2 separate regions of the Homo sapiens genome follow, and region 2 is linked to region 1. A link is a loop called in an ENCODE intact Hi-C map of the cell type or tissue named here. Cell type or tissue: A673. All regions are shown on one strand. Region 1 overlaps TCF12-DT (TCF12 divergent transcript). Region 2 overlaps TCF12 (transcription factor 12).

What was found. Hi-C counts contacts between places; a loop is a spot of excess contacts. Peaks named below come from ENCODE experiments on the same cell type or tissue, not always from the same donor. Only the 100,000 strongest peaks of a DNase experiment are listed, where the experiment ranks them.
Region 2: it touches region 1 in a loop (14-fold over the local background); 11 of 110 quality-filtered maps call a loop at or near these places.

The regions. Positions count from the first base shown.
Region 1 is chr15:56,900,616-56,903,115 of GRCh38, forward strand. All of the region lies in intron 2 of TCF12-DT (TCF12 divergent transcript), which reads right to left. Among named protein-coding and RNA genes, the nearest start is that of LINC03065, 15 kb to the left of the region's middle. In A673, no CTCF peak of the experiment used is centred here; a DNase peak (open chromatin) is centred at 1,516; H3K27ac peaks cover 2,063 bases.
Region 2 is chr15:57,149,824-57,152,323 of GRCh38, forward strand. All of the region lies in intron 5 of TCF12 (transcription factor 12), which reads left to right. Among named protein-coding and RNA genes, the nearest start is that of SNORD13D, 130 kb to the right of the region's middle. In A673, no CTCF peak of the experiment used is centred here; DNase peaks (open chromatin) are centred at 458 and 1,158; H3K27ac peaks cover 2,373 bases.

The DNA of each region.
Region 1 (2,500 bases):
GTTATAGCCTATTACTCCTAGGCTATAAACCTGTATAGTATGTTACTATACTGAATACTATATGCAGCTGGAATATAATGGTAATTATTTGTGTATCTAAACATAGAAAAGGTAATGCATTGTGCAAAGACATTAGAACAGTTACATCACTAGATGATAGAAAATTGTCAGCTCCATTATCATCTTATGGGACTACCATCATATATGCAACCCACCATTGACCAAAATGTCACTATGTGGTGCATCACTGTATTTATAGTAGAGAACCATTAGAAATTATATAAAGCCCCTTCCCCCGAACAGTGGACTTATTAAATAAATAATAGTATAGGCTTACGATGCAGCCATTAAAAATAACATTTTTGGCTGGGCATGGTGGCTCACACCTGTAATCCCAGCCCTTTGGGAGGCCGAAGTGGGAGGATAACTTGAGCCTAGCAAGTTGAAGCTGCAGTGAGCCATGATGGCACGACTGCACTCCAGCCTGGGGGACAGAGTGAGACCCTGTCTCAAAAACAAACAAACAAAATAAACTTTTGCTGGGTTCCCTGTCACATCAGAAGGTAAGTATAAAAGACTTCTAAGTCATGTCAAAAGAGACTCAGGAATAAACCTGAAGATGCTTCCATCGATCAAAGAGGTGAGGAAGAGCTTGAGCATGAATTCCATCCGTAATGGATAGATGCATGGTAAATATGTTTTAGTCAGCTCAGATTGATACTCTAAGACAAAAAAACCTCTGTTGGTACCTTTGGAAGATACAAGGAAACCAACTTATTATTTAAAAAACTGGTAAATACAGAGAATGAATCAAGCATCTAGTTCATTTCTCATATATAAATTGTACCTCAGGGTAACCCAATAGTTGATGATAGGAGGTTTCTCTTTACAGAATATTTCAGCTAATAATTGATGTAGAAATGATAGAGTGTCATCATATTGTAACCCCTAGTGAAATAATGCAGCTAGGGAATGATCATTAATGATGACTAACTTTACAAAAAGATTAACAAGCAGACATATGTCTCCTACATTATCACATATCAAATATTCTTGCCAAAAATCAAACTAGAATTTGATCAAGCCTATATACCTAAATAATAACAAAATACAGAAGATAAAGAAACATATTAAATAACACTAAAGGAGTTACAATTAGAAAATTTACACTATAGGCCAGTCGTGATGGCTTACACCTATAATCCCAGCATTTTGGGAGGCTGAGATTGGAGGATTGCTTGTGCCCGGAAGTTCAAGATCAGCCTGGAAAACATAATCAGACCTGATCTGTACAAATAAAAAAAAAATTACCCAGGCGTGGTGGCTTGTGTCTATAGTCCCAGCTACTTGGGAGGCTGAAGTGGGAGGATTGCTTGAGCCCAGGAGGTCGAGGCTACATTGAGCCCTGATTGCACCACTGCACTCCAGCTAGGGTGACAGAACAAGACCCTGTTTCAAAAACAGAAAAAGAAAGAAAGAAAGGAAGGAAGGAAGGAATAAAGAAGGAGGGAGGGAGGAAGGAAGGAAGGAAGGAAGGAAGGAAGGAATTCACACTATGGAAAGTCCTATAGGACAAACAACTCAATTTTGCCTCAACAAATCCAATAAAAGAGAAGGAGGGAGAAGCAAAAGATTAAGAGGCTTAAGACACATATCAAATAATACAACATGTGGACTTTATTTGGATCTCAATTTTGAACAAATTAACTATAATAAACATGAGACAATTGGGAGAAATCCGAACACTGAATACTTGACGATATTAAAACATTTAAATGAAAACTGTGAGATGTTACAATGATATTGTCATTATATTTTTTACAAGTGTCCTTATCTTTTAGATGTAAATGAAGAAACATTTGTGAATGAAATAATTTGATGTTTGTTTCAAATTAATCTGGAGGTAGAAATGTTTCAATAAATGTTGAAGCTGGGTGGAGTTTCAAAGGGGTTCATTATACTGTTCTTTCTACTTTTTTATGTGTTTGAAAATTTTCCTAAAATAATGAGTTTATAAACTTGTATTGAGAGCATAATCTTAAGTTTGTAATATATATTATGTATGTATACACATGCATGTACATAAACAAAGATTAGAAAAGAGAGGAAACACACCAAAAAATCTTTAGGTTGTCTCCTTACGATGATATTATAAATGAAATTTACATTCTTTCTTATTCTTATTTCTTTCTTCTTTTTTATTTAGGGAAAATAGATTTTAAGAGGCACAAGATCCAGTTATTTTCAACTCTTTAACCTTGACAAATAATGAAGACCAGAAAAAAATTTTCTCAACTACTAGAAGTTGTCTTTATGCAGTGGAACTATATGAAATTTTATTTCAGTTTTTTACATTTCTGTATTTTTCCATTTTTAATATAAAGGGACATCATTTTAGGATTCAGAAATCCAACAAACATTAAATCTAAAGGGACAATTAATTTATGAAGGATAAACAAAATTATTTATGTATACAAGATTTTTAAAAAATACAGGTGCA
Region 2 (2,500 bases), 250 kb after region 1:
GTTCTATCTTTTTCTGATCTGTAAAAATGGGTTTGCTAGAGAAAGACTAGGAGAAAGCTTTTTTATTTTTTTCCTTTAAAGGGGGTGTGTGAAAGGGTTTCTAAGAGGTATAAAAACCTTAGGAAGTTTCATAGTGGTCCTAACTAAATCATTACTTTTCAGACATTTGACAGTAGGCACTCCATGAGAGCAGGAAAACAAGGTGAGTCCTGAAGTTACCCCCACTCTCTCACTGCCTGTAGGAAGATTCTGGGCCACAGCAAAAAGACGAGATAATCAAACGCAGCCTGGCAGTCTTTGTGAGTTGAGAAGACAAAAATCAGAATTCAGAGAAGCTATGGGACTAGGATTTATAGGGTAAAAAGGAAGGAGCAGAGAGAGAGCAAGGGAGCTCAAGATCTTTAGAGTTTGGTTCCAAGTCTTTGGCCAAGTACTGACATGTACATGCATGTATATGCATGAGAGGAAACAACTTGAGACCAGGGAAAGCTCACACAAAGCTGGGAATAATTCTTTCTCCAATGAACCAAAGTGGAAAGATCTCATAATTAACAGGGCATGTGTAGTCTTCAAAAGGGTATTGTGTTGGTGGTGCTGAATTAGACCTGGACTAAAGGGTATTCTTGACCCACTGTTAGAAATATTAAAGGCAAACCTGGAAAAGGAGCAAACTGATTCCAAGTCACTTAACTGCTTGCCAGAACAAAGTCTGACATTCTTTGAAGGAATACAGCAAAATCTAGCACCCAAAAATATAAACATTTTAAGGTCTGGCATTGACTTAAAAATTACTAGCATGAAAAGAACAAGAAAAAAATGTACCCTGTAACCCAGAGAAAAAGTAATCAGTAGAAACAAGAGTCCAGGAAATTAGAGAGATGATGTAATCAAGCAAAGATGTTAAAATGGCTTTTATAAATACGCTTGATAGCTCAAGAATGTAGAGGAAAATAATGAATAAGATGTAGGGATAATGAATGCTATGAAAAAAACGGAATTTATTCATTTACCTCTTTTCCCTCCCTCCCTCCCTGTCTCTCCCCCTCTGTCCCTTCCTTCCTTCCTTCCTTCCTTCCTTCCTTCCTTCCTTCCTTCCTTCCTTCCTTCCTTCCTTCTTCCCTTCCCCTCCCCTTTTCCTTTTCCTTTCCCCTTTCCCCTTTTTTCTCCTTTTTTGGAGGCAGGTCTCTCTCTGTTACACAGGCTAGGGTGCAGTGGAGCGATCATAGCTCACTGTAACCTTGAACTATTGGATCAAGTGATCCTCCTGCTTCACCCTCCCAAGTAGCTAGGACTGCAAGGATGCACCATGCCTGGCCAATTTTTTTTTTTTTTTTTTTTTTAGAGACAGGGTCTTACTATGTTGCCCAGGCTGGTCTTAAACTCCCAGCCTCAAGCCATTCTCCTGCCTTCGTCCCCTGAGTTGCTGGGATTATATGTGTGAGCCACCACACCCAGCCCCCTAAATGTCATTTTTAGAGAGAAGAAAAATACAGTATCTGAAATGAAAAATACACTGGATGATATTAACTGCAGCTTATTCACTTCAGAAGAAAAAAAATCAGTGAATTTGTAGGCATAGAAACAGAAACTATCCAAAATGAAGATCAGAGGACCTCCAGCTTCTATCTAGGGTGTGGAAAACTATAAAGAATGCTGCTTTTGGCCAGGCACGGTGGCTCACGCCTGTAATCTCAGCACGTTGAGAGGCCAAGGAGGACAGATCATGAGATCAAGAGATCGAGACCAGCCTGGCCAACATGGTGAAACCCTGTCTCTACTAAAAATACAAAAATTAGCTGGGTGTGGTGGCGCATGCATGTAGTCCCAGCTCCTTGGGAGGCTGAGGCAGGAGAATCGTTTGAACCCAGGAGGTGGAGGTTGCAGTGAGCCGAGATCATGCCACTGTGCCACTGCACTCCACCCTGGCGACAATGAGACTCTGTCTCAAAAAAAAAAAAAGCCTGATAAACTACAAACTTTTAACTTTTTTGAACCCTTCAAAGAGGCCCAAGCACACAGTTTCTGTAAGTACTGAGGCTGAACTAAAACAGCAGAGAACTACCTCCGTCACAAGCCTAAGGAGTACTAAGCAATAGCAGTCTGCCACTGGGGCAGGGGCAAAAGCTTGAGGACAGACCCACTCTCAAGCACAGGTTTATAGCATCTGTTATAAGCTGAGGATGAAATACTAACAGAAAAGTTTTACAGCACCCCAGCCACGTGCTAAACACTAGGCACAACAGGTGATCACTAGAGGGAGTGGAAGCCTCTGGTAAACTCAGAGTCATCACAGCAACAGTCACACCAAGCTAAACTCCTAACTGATTGTCTGAATTTCTCACTCTAAAGTCCTTATATGGAAAGAGGCATACCCACTTCCAGGCCTAAATATACTACTGTTCTACCCACAGTATCCTGCATCCATCAAAATTATAAGTCACACACATAAGCAAGAGAAAAACAAAACAAATACTTTCAAGAGGCAAAACAGTTAACAAAA